Linked DNA regions of Homo sapiens: region 1 is linked to region 2. The links are chromatin contacts, found by Hi-C or POLR2A ChIA-PET in ENCODE. All regions are on one chromosome and are shown on one strand. Each heading gives the region's core, a stretch centred on a gene start or an enhancer-like site at or near the end of the contact. The rest is flanking DNA. Distances are from core to core; before and after follow the strand shown. Region 1 has its middle 15 kb from the start of ZMIZ2. Region 2 has its middle 240 kb from the start of INHBA.

What was found. Hi-C counts contacts between places; a loop is a spot of excess contacts on that map. ChIA-PET counts read pairs that join two places held with the same protein, here RNA polymerase II (POLR2A).
Region 1: a loop to region 2 is called in a map of vagina, with 27 times the contacts of the local background. The contact joins two enhancer-like sites. A Hi-C loop is called at or near these places in 1 of 168 maps with a recorded cell type or tissue (vagina). POLR2A ChIA-PET finds 5 or more read pairs at or near these places in 1 of 52 experiments (H1).

What each region holds. Positions count from the first base shown.
Region 1 is chr7:44,730,376-44,737,386 of GRCh38, forward strand. No RefSeq gene overlaps it. Among named protein-coding and RNA genes, the nearest start is that of ZMIZ2, 15 kb to the right of the region's middle. Within about 2 kb of position 5,221, at least 7 of the 41 ENCODE cell types and tissues checked have a DNase peak (open chromatin) inside an H3K27ac peak, as active enhancers do.
Region 2 is chr7:41,939,109-41,946,577 of GRCh38, forward strand. No RefSeq gene overlaps it. Among named protein-coding and RNA genes, the nearest start is that of INHBA, 240 kb to the left of the region's middle. Within about 2 kb of position 4,088, at least 7 of the 41 ENCODE cell types and tissues checked have a DNase peak (open chromatin) inside an H3K27ac peak, as active enhancers do.

The DNA.
Region 1 (7,011 bases), core at 3,971-6,470, 2.8 Mb after region 2:
TCACAGCACCCCTGGCCCACCTGTTGGCTGAGTGCAAGCCAAGGGCAGCCTCTGGGCTGCGTGGGTGGGGTACCTCCAGATGCAAGCCTGGAGCCAAGCAAAGCCCTGTGAAGGGGGTTGCCAACCACAGAGGTCTCCGGCTGGTGAAACAGCACCAAAAAAATCCTGCATCACCAGCACTTTGAGAGGCTGAGGTGGGTGGATTACCTGAGATCAGGAGTTCAAGACCAGTCTGGGCAACATGGTGAAACCTCATCTCTACCAAAAATACAAAAAAAATGCCAGGTGTGGTGGTCCGTGCCTGTAGTCCCAGCTACTTGGGAGGCTGAGGTGGGAGGATCACTTGAATCTGGGACGTCAAGGCTACAGGGGGCTGAGATCACACCACTGTACTCCACACTGGGTGACAAAGGGAGACACTGTCTCAAAAAAAAAAAAAAAAAAGAAAGAAAGAAAAGAAAGAAAAAGAAAAGAAAACATTCCATTTTTATTTTTATTTATTTATTTATTTTTGAAACGGAGTCTTGCTCTGCCTTCAGGCTGGAGTGCAGTGGTGCAATCTCAGCTCACTGCAACCTCCTCCTCCTGGGTTCAAGCAATTCTCCTGCCTCAGCCTCCCAAGTAGCTGGGACTACAGGCATGTGCCAACACACCCAGCTAATTTTTGTATTTTTAGTAGAGACAGGGTTTTACCATATTGGCCAGGATGATCTCTATCTCTTAACCTTGTGATCTGCCCACGTGAGACTCCCAAAGTGCTGGGATTACAGATGTGAGCCACCGAGCCCAGCCAACATTCCATTTTTAATAGCATCAAAATGAATAAAATGCTTAGGAATAAGTTTATCCAAAAAGTGCAAAACTTACACTCTGAAAACTATAAACTATTGTTAAAGAAATAAAAAAACATCTAAATAAATGGCAAGATATCCCATGTCCATGGATTGGAAGACTTAATATAAATAAGATGACATTACTCCCCAAATTGATCTACAGAGTCAATACAATCCCTACCAAAATCTCAGATTTTTTTTTTGTGGAAATTGACAAGCTGACCCTAAAATTCGTATGAAAATTCAAGGTTTCAGCTGAGCACGGTGGCTCACGCCTGTAATCCCAGCACTTTGGGAGGCTGAGGCAGGTGGATCACGAGGTCAGGAGTTTGAGACCAGACTGGCCAATATGGTGAAACCCCGTCTCTACTGAAAATACAAAAATTAGCCGGGTGTGGTGACACATGCCTGTAGTCCCAGGTACTCAGGAGGCTCAGGCAGAAGAATTGCTTGAACCCAGGAGGCGGAGGTTGGAGATCGTGCCACTGCACTCCAGCCTAGGAAACAGAGCGAGACCCCATCAAAAAAGAGAGAGAGAGAGAAAGAAAGAAAGAAAGTTCAAAATTTGACAAAACTCAACCTCCTTTTATGATAAAAACTCCTAACAAATTAGATATAGAGGTAATGTTCCTCAACACAATAAAGGCCATATAACACAAGCCCACAGCAGCTAAAATCATATTCAACAGTGAAAAGTTAAAAGCTTTTCCTCTAAGATCAGGAAAAAGACAAGGATGCCCACTCTCACAACTTCTTTTTTTTTTTTTTTTGAGACATATTTTCCCTCTTGTTGCACAGGCTGGAGTGCAATGGTGTGATCTCGGTCTCGGCTCACCACGACGTCCACCTCCCAGGTTCAAGCGGTTCTCCTGCCTCAGCCTCCCGAGTAGCTGGGATTACAGGCATGCGCCACCACACCCTGGCTAATTTTGTATTTTTTATTTTTAGTAGAGACTGGGTTTCTCCATGTTGGTCAGGCTGGTCTCAACCCCTGACCTCAGGTGATCCGCCTGCCTCGGCCTCCCAAAGTTCTGGGATTACAAGTGTCAGCCACTGCGCCAGCCCACTCTCACCACTTCTATTCAATATAGTACTGCAAGTCCTACCAGAGCAATTAGGCAAGAAAAAAGAAGTAAAATAGAAAGGAAGAATTTAATGTGTCTTTGTTTGCCGATAACATGAATACCCTAAAGACTTTGAAAAAACCTGTTAGAACTGCTAAACAAATTTAGTAAAGTTTCAAGTGTGCAGGATACTGGCTGGGTGTGGTGGCTCACACCTGTAAACCCAGCACTTTAGGAGGCCGAGGCAGGTGGATCACTTAAGGTCAGGAGTTCAAGACCAGCCTGGCCAACATAGTGAAACCCCGTCTCTACTAAAAATACAAAAATTAGCCGGGCATGGTGACACAATCCTGTAATCCCAGCTACTGAGGAGGCTGAGGCAGAAGAATCGCTTGAACCCAGGAGGTGGAGGTTGCAGTGAGTCGAGATTTTGCCACTGCACTCCAGCCTGGGCAACAGAGTGAGACTCCATCACAAAAAAACAGAATTATAGAAGTAGAGAGTTGAATGGTGGTTACCAGATGCAGGAGGAGGCAGGAGGAGGCAGGAGGTGGTGGATGGGGAAAGGGTTGGTCTAAGGGTACATGCAAAGTTTCAGTTAGGAGAAATAAGTTCTAGTGATCTACTGCATAGCATGGTGACTATAGTTAATAATAATGGATTGTATATTCCAAAATTGCTTAAAGAGTCCATCTTAGATGTTCTTTCCACAAAGAAATAAGTATATGAGGTGACAGATAGGTAGATATATAAGTTAACTTTTTTTCTTTTCTTTTTTTTTTTTGAGACAGAGACTTGCTCTGTCACCCAGGCTGGAGTACAGGGGTGCAATCATATAGAAGCTCACTGCGGCCTCCACTTCCCAGGTTCAAGCGATTCTTATGTCTCAGCCACCTGAGTAGCTGGGATTAAGGCATGCGCCACCACAGCTGACTAATTTTTGTGGGTTTTTTTTTTTTTTTTTGAGACACAGTCTCGCTCTTTCACCCAGGCTGGAGTGCAGTGGCACGATCTCAGCTCACTGCAACCTCTGCCTCCCGGGTTCAAGCCATTCTCCTGCCTCAGCCTCCTGAGTAGCTAAGATTACAGCCATGTGCCACCACGTCCAGCTAATTTTTTTTTTTTTTTTTTGAGAAGGAATCTCACCCTGTTGCCTAGTCTGGAGTGCAGTGGCACGATCTTGGCTTGCTGCAACCTCCACCTCCCGGGTTCAAGCAATTCTCCTGTCTCAGTCTCTGGAGTAGCTGGGACTGCCCACCACCATGCCCAGCTAATTTTTGCATTTTTAGTAGAGACAGGATTTCACCATATTGGTCAGGTTGGTCTCAAACTCCTGACCTCAGGTGATCCACCCACCTTGGCCTCCCAAAGTGCTGGGATTACAGGTGTGAGCCACCACGTCTGGCCAATTTTTGTATTTTTAGTACAGATGGGGTTTCGCCATGTTGGCCAGACTGGCCTTGAACTCCTGACCTCAGGTGATCCACCCGCCTCTGCCTCTCAAAGTGCTAGGATTACAGGTGTGAGCCATAGTGCCCGGCTAATTTTTGTATTTTTAGTAGTGACGGAGTTTTGCCATTTTAGCCAGGCTGGTCTCAAACTCCTGGCCTCAAGTGATTCACCCGCTTTGGCCTCCCAAAGTTCTGGGATTACAGGCATGAGTCACTGCTCCTGACCTAGTTAACTTGATTTAATCATTCCACAGTGTATACATATAATAATACCTTTTACCCTATAATGATATACAATTATTATTTGTCAATTAGACATAAAGTTATAAAAAAATTCAAGTGACCCAGAATAGCCAAAACAACCTTGAAAAAAAGACAGCAAAGTTGGAAAACTCACACTTCCCAATTCCCTTCCCTTCCCTCCCCTCCCTTCCCCTTCCTTCCACTCCCTCTCCCTCCCCTCCCTTCCCCTCCCCTCCCTTCCCATCCTTTCCTCTTCCTTCCCCTTCCCCCTCCACTCCCCTCTCCTCCCTTCCCCTCCCTTACTCTTCCCTCCCCTCACCTTTCCTTTCCCCCTTCCTTTCTCCTTTCCTTGTTTGTTTTGTTTTTACAGACAGGATCTCTCTCCCAAGCTGGAGTGCAGTGGTGCAATTATAGCTCACTGCACCCTCAAACTCCTGAGCTAAAGCAATCCTCCCATTTCAGCCTCCTGAATAGCTAGGGCTACAGGTGCATGCCACCAAGCCCAGCTAATTAACAAAATATATTTTTTGGCTAGGTGTAGTGGCTCACACCTGTAATCCCAGCACTTTGGGAGGCCGAGGATGGCAGATCACCTGAGTTCAGGAGTTCCAGGCCAGCCTGGCCAACGTGGCGAAAGCCTGTCTCTACTAAAAATACAAAAATTAGCCAGGCATGGGGGCGGGAGCCTATAATTCAGCTACTCAGGAGGCTGAGGAGGGAGAATTGCTTGAACCCAGGAGGCAGTGGTTGCAGTGAGCCAAGATCATACCACTGCAATCCAGCCTGGGCAACAAGAGCAAAACTCCATCTCAAAAAAAAAAAAAATTCTTTTGTATAGACAGGATCTTGATGAGTTGCCCATGCTGGTCTTGAACTCTTGGCCTCAAGGGATCCTCAATCCTCAGTCTCCTACAGCACTGGGATTATATGTATGAGCCATGGAACCTGGGCCCCAATTTTAACTTACTACAAAGCTACAGTAATCAGATCAGTGAGGTACCGGCATAAGGAGAGATACATAAATCAATGGAATAGAATTGAAAGTCCAGACATAGGCTGGACGCAGTGGCTCACGCCTGTAATCCTAGCACATTGGGAGGCTGAGGTGGGCAGATCACGAGGTCAGGAGTTCGAGACCAGCCTGACCAACATGGTGAAACCCCGTCTCTACTAAAAATACAAAAATTAGCCAGGCGTGGTGGCGGGCGCCTGTAATTCATGCCACTGCACTCCAGCCTGGGCAACAGAGCAAGACTCCATCTCAAAAAAAAAAAAAAAAAGGAAAAAAAAATAAGTGAAAGGACAATCCACAGAATAGGAGAAAATGTTTACAAATTATATCTGATAAGGGACTTGTGTCCAGAATATACAAAGAATTCCAAGTTGGGAGCAGTGGCGTGTGCCTCTAGTCCCAGCTACTCAGGAGGCTGAGGCAAGAGGATCACTTGAGCCCAGGTGTTAGACACCAGCCTGGGCAACACAGGGAGACCCTCATCCTCTTGAAAAGAAATCCAATTTAAGAACGGGTAAAGGATCTGAATAGTCATTTCTCCAAGGAAGATATACAAATGGCAGTAAGTATGTGAAAAGATTCTCAACATCATGAATCATTAGGGAAATGCCAACGAAAACCACAATGAGATGCCACGTCACACCTACTAGAATGACTAATAAAAAGACACAGGATGTAGAGAAGCTGGAACCCTCATACACTGCTGGTGGGAATGTCAAATAGTACAGCTGCTTTGGAGAACAGGAAGATCATCTGGTAGTTTCTCCAAGTTTAAACATAGAGTTACCATTAAACCCATTAATTCCACTTACAAGTATGTACCCAGAGAAGTGAAAGCATGTCCACACAGAGACTTATACATGAATGTTCATAGCTGCATTATTCATAGTAGCCAAAAAGCTGAAATAACCAAAATGTCCATCAACTCATGAACAGATAAACAGAATGTGGTGTATCCCTATGATGGAATATTATTCAGCAATGAAAAGGAATAAAGTGCTGATACATGCTACAACATGAATAAACCATGAAAGCATTATGCTCAGTGAAAGAAGCCAGATACAAAAGATCACATATTTTATTATTCCGTATATATTAAATGTCCAGAATAGGCAAACCATAGGAACAAAAAGTAGATTATTGGTTGCCAGGGGCTGGGGAGGAGGTAATGCGGAATGACATCTAATGGATATAGGATCTCTTCTGACAGTGATAAAAATGCTCTAAAATTGATTATGTTCATATACATAACACTGTTGAATTGTATACTTTATATAGGTGAATTTTTTTTTTTTTTTGAGATGGCGTCTTGCTCTGTTGCCCAGGCTGGAGGGCAGTGGCGCAATCTCGGCTCACTACAACCTCCACCTTCAGGGTTCAAGCAGTTCTCCTGCCTCAGCCTCCCAAGTAGCTGGGATTACAGGCGTGTGCCACCACACCTAGCTAATTTTTGTATTCTTAGTAGAGACGGGGTTTCATCATGTTGGCCAGGCTGGTCTCGAACTCTTGACCTCGTGATTTGCCCACCTCAGCCTCCCAAAGTGCTGGAATTACAGGCGTGAGCCACCACACCCACCCCAGGTGAATTGTATAAATGTGAATTTATAGCTCGAATAGACTGTTATTAAGAGCAAAAAGAGGCTGATGGTAGTGGCTCACCCTTGTAATCCCAGTGCTCTGGGAGGCAGAGATGGGTGGATCACTTGAGCCCAGGAGTTTGAGACCAGCCTAGGCACACAGGGAGACCCCATCTCCACAAAAAGTACAAAAATTAGCTGGGCATGGTGGCACGTATCTGTAGTCCCAGCTATTTCAGAGGCTGAGGTGGTAGGATCACTTCAACCAGGGAGATTGAGGCTGCAGAGGGCTCTGCGTTCACACCACTGCACTCCAGCCTGGGCTACAAAGAGACCCTGTCTCAAAAAATAAAAATTAAAAAAAAAAAAAGAGAAAGAGCAAAAAGAGAGGGCTGGCAAGGGCTGGAGCAAGGGCAGCATTGATTGGGTGTTGCGAAGTGCTTGGATGTGGCTCAGTAGTGGGTACAGAAGATCAGGGGCCTGGAGTAGGGAGGAGCACCAGAGCAGGCTGAGCCCAGTCCAGAGGCAGCTGGGTGGGGTCCTGGGAAGAGGCACCTGTTGAGGCTCTCTCCCATCACTTTTATGGGCTCAGTGGACTCAGGAGGAAGGTCGTCTGTGAAGAGTGAGCCAAGGAGGTGAGAAATTGTGGTCTGTGTCTGGAAGCGCAGGGTGCATTGACTGGGAAGGAATCAGTCCAACCTGCCAGCACCTAGGGTCCATCTGAGGTCAGGGGTCAGGAAGATCAACTGAAACTAGGCAGCAGGGCCTACACAACCATGGGCTGCTGGTGTCTGGGTATGGACATGGGTGGGGGTTAACAGGGCTTGGAAG
Region 2 (7,469 bases), core at 2,838-5,337:
AACCCCCAATCCTTGGTTCCAGACTTTTAATCCAAAAGGAGAAGCATCTATTGGGCATGCCTTCTTGTGTGCCAAGTAATGCATTGTCTACACTTGAAAGGGGATGGGATGTTGGACTTTAAAATCAGTTAAAAAGCCTATTTCAAATGCAGATTCTGGCCTCCAGAGATTTCAGTAAGAAAGGGACAAGGAATCTGATTTTTCATTTAAGAAGCAGACCAGGGCCGGGCGGGGAAGCTCATGCCTGTAATCCCAGCACTTTGGGAGGCCAAGGCGGGTGGATAACGAGGTCAGGAGATGGAGACTATCCTGGCTAACACGGTGAAACCCCGTCTCTACTAAAAATACAAAAAATTAGCCAGGCGTGGTGGCGGGCACCTGTAGTCCCAGCTACTCTGGAGGCTGAGGCAGGAGAATGGCGTGAACCAGGGAGGTGGAGCTTGCAGTGAGCGGAGATGGCGCCACTGCACTCCAGCCTGGGCGACAGAGCAAGACTCCATGTCAAAAAAAAAAAACAAAAAAAAAAAACAAGAGGCAGCCCCGAAGATTCTGAAGCAGGTGATCTCTTAGCCACTCTTTGACAAGCACAGATTTAATGTCTCCTAGACCAAACAGGCAGACACAGCAGAATGAAGCTCTCCAGCTCAACTGCAGGGTGGATGTGCCTAGTCTGTCTTGTCCCTCTTCCTTGCCAAGGTGGCCCTTTACAGCTGCCCTGTTCAATACAGATGAGCCACAGGAACTATTGAGCATTTGAAACGTGGCTAGTCCAAAGTGAGATGTGCTGCAAATGTAGCACAGACATGGAATTGTGAAGATTTGGCAAAATCAAAAAATGTCAAAGGCGTCATTAATAATTGTTGATGTTACATACTGAGATGACAATATGTTGGATTTATAGGTTTAAATAAAGTATAAACTTGATTTCACTTTTTAAAAACTTTTTAAAGTAAGGCTACCAGAAAATTTAAAATTACATTTGTGGCTTTAATTTGTGACTTGCATTATATCTCCATTGGGCTGCCCAGGTCTAGTCAATCCCTGCCACAGAACACGGAGCAACACCTCCATCCTGTCCCCAGACCTACTGCTCTTAATCACTGAGGCCCCTTTGGAACTCTAATAACTATAATTTGTGGTTCCTTGTGTGCCAGAATTGCACTAAAAACCTTATCCATGTTCTCTCATTTAATGTTCACAATCGCCCTCATGAAACAGCCATTTCAATCTCTGGTTCTCAGATACACTGCTCCCAGTACTGACCTCTTCTGAAGCTTTTCTGGTGCTGTATTGAAAACCTCCTCCTCTCTGTAAGTCCTCCAGCCACCTCTGAGCTGCTGGAGATCAGACCCATTTGTATTTTAATTCTCACTTCCTAGCACATGGCGCTCTGGGACGCAGACAGATTAAGTGACTTATCCACCCTCTGGGTCACAGGGCACCAGGATTTGAATATGATCTGTCTGCAAAGTCCACGCTTTTTTTGTGTGTTTTTGAAAATCACTTTATTGAGGAATGACACGTAAAAAGCAGTATGCTTTTCAACCATCACATATGCCAGCTCCCAGGTGGGCTGCTGTGGGAGCAGGGAAGGGTGCAGGGAGGAGAGCCCACTTCTCTTTCCCTGTGATTATTTTTCCTGCACGGGGTTGTATGGCCAAAAAGTGCGCAAATAGATTGGTAAACACTAAAGCTGGTCCTCGTTACTGACAGGTGAAAAGAACATGTGTAAGACCCAAAACACCTAGGAAGGACATTTGTAAGGTGACTAAGCCTGAGCTCCGCCTGTCTCTTTGGAAGCAGCCAAGGTACAGTAAATGCTCTTGAACACCAGGGGGCAGTGTGTGACTGCCGTTTCTCATTCCGCTCCCTACAGAGCCTCAAAGCAGTTTTTCCCAGTAAAGCTGATCTCTGCTACATGGGTCCTAACTCTGAGCCTCTGTCACCTCTGTCAACAAGACTTTCCTTGAGTGACAAAAACTGAACTTAAGTAATGTAAGTGCCCACAACAGCTGAAGTCTGAGCAATTCTTAGCGGCAGGAAGATGTTTCTCTTGCTGCCTGAACTACTCCTAGAATGGTAGAGCATCAAAGAACCATAGCTCCTTAAGCATCTCTGGGCAAGAGGTGCCTGACCCCTATCCCTGATGGCACTGAGTCCTGTCTGGGACACTCTATTACATTTCTTTTCTGTCTTTCTCCTTCCTTTCACCTACAAGTAAATCTTTTCTGTTTTAAGAAATCAGTCAAGGCATCAGCAATGAACTCTGGGTATGAGACGCCCACTCATAGGAGCTCAAAATCCCCAAGCTCCTGGGTATTTTCACATGGATGGGATGCTCTCCTCACCCTCAGTGTGCCCCAGCCGCGGCTCCCCACCCTCGGCCCCTCCCCTTGTGGGTTCCCTTCTCAATGCCCTGCACCTGGGAGCCTCCCTCTCACCCAGACTTTGCCATGACCTTGTTCTGCTCACTCTCTTCTCCTTTCCCTGCCTCTGGCTATTCCCTGTCACCCACTGACTCCGTGGAAGAGGACTCCCTCCCAGCTGAGTGTGTGACCCCAGGGCCCACTCTGCTTTCCGCTGGAGGCAGCCAGTGAGTGGTAGACGCATGGGATCTGCCTTCACACAGTCCAGGCTCTGTCACTGACCAGGCAGATAGCCTTGGACACCTGCCTGAACCTCTCTTCCCTTCCGCCCTTCAGATCCCTCATTTCCTCATTTTGGAGCCTCCTCTGGGGCACACGCTAAGACCTCTGGGCACATGGTCATCGCTATGACCAGCCCTGGCCCTCTCCTTTTGGGGGGCAATCAGTTACATGCTTCTTTTGGCACAGAGTTCATCTATATCCATGTTTGAAGTGATTGCCCGGACATGAATATAAGGGTCACTGCCTAACTCGCTGCAATAGTTAAAGGGAGTAACGAGAAGGGGGCCCTGCTGAGTGGTCTGGAGTGGGGTAAAATGAAAGGCAAACACACCGCCCTTGATGATTTAGACTCCTCTACAAGAGAGACTAATCTACTACATAGACTAGGACACATTCCACAGATGAGGAAACAGAGGCTCATAGAAAGTTCAACAACTGGCCGGGCGTGGTGGCTCACGCCGGTAATCCTAGCACTTTGGGAGCCTGAAGCAGGCGAATCACTTGAGGTCAGAAGTTTGAGACCAGCCTGGCCAACATGGTGAAACCCCATCTCTACTAAAACTACAAAAAAGTAGCTGGGCTTGGTGGGGGGCGCCTGTAATCCCAGCTACTCTGGAGGCTGAGGCAGGAGAATTGCTTGAGCCGGGGAGACGGAGGTTGCAGCGAGCGGAGATCGTGCCATTGCACACCAGCCTGGGGGACATAAGTGAGACTCTGTCAAAAAAAAAAAATTCAAAAGTTCAACAACTTGTGCAGAGCCACTTGCTACCCGAGGACCCGTGACTCAAGCACATCGGTGTGGTTTAAAGTCCACCCTGTGGCTCCTCTCACGCTCCTCCTACCTCCGGGTCAAGGGGCGCTGATGTAAGGCATTCCGCTTGTGCCTTTCAAAATAAACAACTGCTTTCAAAAGACAAACGGAATTATACATAGACTAGGACAGTTGAAAAAATGCTAGATTCTGTCCCCGCAGGGAAGTGGCCGACCCGATGTGTGGAGGGGCTGGGAGCTGCCATGCCCCGCACAACCCGGCGCACCCTGCGGGCTTCACGCGTGGGCTTCACGCGTGGGACTCGCAGGCTCAGTCTGCAGGGGCGCTGCTGTCACCGCACCCGCCTCCCCAGCTCAGGCAGCCCAGGACTCCCTCTGGCTTATATGTAGTAAAAAACAAAGGCAGTGTCTGGTTCAGATCCAAGAAAGCCACAGCAGTGGCCACAGAGATGTTTCTCCAAGTCTCATATTGATGAATCCCAAGCATATTTGAACTGTTTAATACCCCCATCTCCAAAGATGCTCTTTTTTAGCTAGTGTCCAATCCCTATATTACAGTTCCTAAACAAGAAACATTCCCCGTGCTGAATCCGCGTGGTTCTTTCCTCTTCAGCGCAGAGAACGGAGGTGGAGATGGGCTCCGGTGCTCCCGCTGAACAGGGACGGTGCGCAGTCATTCCCCGCCTGCACCACGCGGTGGCAGCAGCAGCATGGGCTGAAGGGGCTGTTGGACGCGTTTGCAGCTCCGCCCGCTGAGAAGCCACTATTAAATGCCCTGCAAACTGGGCATTAATCCCCAGGCCCTCCACAAGTGTGGTGAGGGGAGTGTGGAGGGAGGGAAGGAGGGCAGTGGACAGTCAAGTCTTGGAGATTGTGCCTGATGGCTGAGTGTTCTGGAATAGGCCTGTCCTTTCTCTCATTGACAGGGGGAGCTAGAGCTGGCAGGAGAGGGCCAGGAATTTTTCTCTTGCTGACACTTTGCAACAGGTCTGGCCTTTGGACCCAGAACCCCATAAGACCAGGCCTGTTCTTTTGCCTATGAGACTTCCTCGTTCACAGAAGCTATGACTTCTAGACCAGGCATCGTTGACTTCTGGCCTCCTCCCTCTTCTTCTAAAATTTTCTCCAAAAAGCACACCCACTGGCCCCCCTGGTGTGTCCCCTCCAGCTCTGGTCCTCCAGGGCAAAGCCCAGACTCCTTCATGGGGTGTTTGGGGCCTATGCACCTTCACCCCGAGTTTTCACTCCTGCCAGTGCCTTATGTACATCCTGTCAACCTCCTTCCTGACCCTCATCTACAGAGGTCCACTCTCCCACCTCATACTGTCTCTTGTACCTTCCTCTCCACCTCTTCCTCTTCTGAAAGGGCCCCTCCTTAGTCAGTGTTTAACTCATGTTCTTGGAACCCTTCCCTGATGTCTGAACTGTTAATTATAACCTGTGCCACTTCCCTGGTGCCTGCAAACACTGCAAGACTTAACTCATCTCCTGCTCACAATGATTCAGTCATCTGGACAGATGAGGACACTGAGGCACAGATACATAAACTTGCCTGAGGTCCCAGAGCTAAGGAAGAGGCAATCTTAAATTGTCATCTCTGAGTAAACTCACATATTCTCTGCCTTGGAACTCAGAGACTGGGATTTTGCCACTATGTTTCTCTGTGACTGATTATGACCCAAACAATGTCATAACATCTTTTTTTTTGAAACATAGTCTCACTCCGTCACTCAGGCTGGAGTTCAGTGGCACAATCTCAGCTCACTGCAACCTCTGCCTCCCGGGTCCAAGCGATTCTCCTGCCTCAGCCTCCTGAGTAGTTGAGATTACAGGTGCACCACCACGCCCGGCTAATTTTTATATTTTTAGTAGAGACGCAGTTTCACCATGTTGGCTAGGCTGGTCTCGTACTCCTAACCTCATGTGATCTTCCTATCTCAGCCTCTCAAAGTGCTCAGATTTACAGGTGTGCACAACCACTCTCAGCCAATGTTTGTATTTTTAGTACAGATGGGGTTTTACCATGTTGGCCAGGCTGGTTTCAAACTCCTGAGCTCAGGTGATCCACCCTCCTCGGCATCCCAAAGTGCTGGGATTAGAGGCTTGAGCCACTGTGCCTAACCCCAAACAGGGTCACACATCTTGATTCGCAAAACAAGGAATGTGGAGAAGTGGTGAGGGTTGGGATCCCTGTTCTTGCACTTGCTAGCTGAGTGATTTCAGAAAGGTAACACACACACTTTCTCTTTCTCTCTCTCTCCATTTTTAAAGTGGTGGTAATACTAGTAAGACTATTATGAGAATAGAGATTAGAGATATAATATAAATGTGTTCAGTTTACAGTTGAGTCTGTGAGTGCAGTATCCAGAAGTATTCCATAAAATGGAATACTCCTATAGCCAGGAACTCAGCATCAGTCACTGTAAATGCAAATACATGCAGCCGTACCCGGATGGCTCTGCGGTTTCTTTTCTTTTTCTTTTCTTTTTTTTTTTTTTTCTGAGATGGAGTCTCACTCTGTCACTCAGGCTGGAGTGCAGTGGCAAGATCTCAGCTCACTGCAAACTCTGCCTCCTGGGTTCACGCCATTCTCCTGCCTCAGCCTCCTGAGTAGCTGGGACTACAGGCGCCTGCCACCACGCCCTGCTAATTTTTTGTATTTTTAGTAGAGACGGCATTTCACTGTGTTGGCCAGGAGGGTCTCCATCTCCTGACCTCATGATCCACACGCCTCGGCCTCCCAAAGGCTCTGTGAGGTTTCTAAATAAACACTGTAACTCAGAAATATGTGTTTGGAGGTATTAAACTGCAGAGAATTGAAGGATGAAAACTTACCAAGAAATATTAGCTAGGGCCCTTTCTTTGACAATGTATCCCACATGAGGTTAAATCCCATAGCTGTGACCCACAAGGGGGCCCAAGAAGCCCCAACTCTCATTTCCAGAGAACACTCTCCTTCTGCAGACCCCATTTTCCTTCCGAGCTTGCAGCCTGATTTCAGGGTGTGTACTGGTTCACAGTGACCCCCAATCTGACACCCGCCACCCCACCTTATGCACAGGACTTACCTGCAACCCTCAATTGCACGATTCAACCCCACACTTCTGGCTGGGATGCTGGTCACATCTAACCCTGACAGAGTCATTCCTAGACCCCAGGACTTTGGAGGTGGGAGTGAGGAAGAACCAGTCTCTGTAGGTGACTGTAAATCTGAACGAAGAACCTGGGCACTGTGGGCCACCATTTCCCACCAGCCAGGCAGAATAAGTGTGCTGGGTGGGATGCGTGAAGAGAGGATGGAGAAATCAGAATGTAAAGATGTGAAGAGGTTGCTCCCAGGGCTCCCAGTAACAATGTAAGCTCTCAGTTCTGCTCTCCCCAAAGGAGATCTCCCTACAGCACCATCACTCACCTGGCTACCTTGAATTGGCCTCTGTTCCTTGCCACCAAAAAATGTCCTAACTATGACGTCAAGCTCTCTGCAGCCAGAGACCCCCAACATGCTGTGATGAGAAAGTGCTGGACACTGGTGATCTTGTCCGCAGCCTCACACTGTGTCCTGCCATCCCAAGTAGGTCTTTGAGAGAAGGGAGAATCCTTCCCTGCCATTGTTCTGCATGAAGAAAAACAGAAGTAAATGGCACTGGTGATGCTTCTGCCATCAATAGAAGTCCCTTGCACATCCCTCCAGTTGATTCATGGGAGCCCCACTCTCTGGGTGGATTGGGTCACCTCCAGCCACCCAATTCCCACTTAGAGCTATAATGGGGCTTGCGAGGGGAGTGCAAGCCCAAGCCTTTCCCCTGTAAACCACAGGTTCTGGGCCTCCTGCATCACCTGGGAAACCGTGAAACCCTTTCCTCTAAAGCCTCACCTGGCGAATGGCCCTTCAGCATGAGCTCAGGACCCACATCCTAGGAAGATCTTCCAGGAACCCCCACAGGCTTCAGTTGGGAAGGTCTCCTCCTCCAAGCCCATGCCTTCTGCTCTCACAATACTTCCCATCCTCCCCTCCAATGTTGCATTTTTCTCTTTTTCTTTCTGGACTGT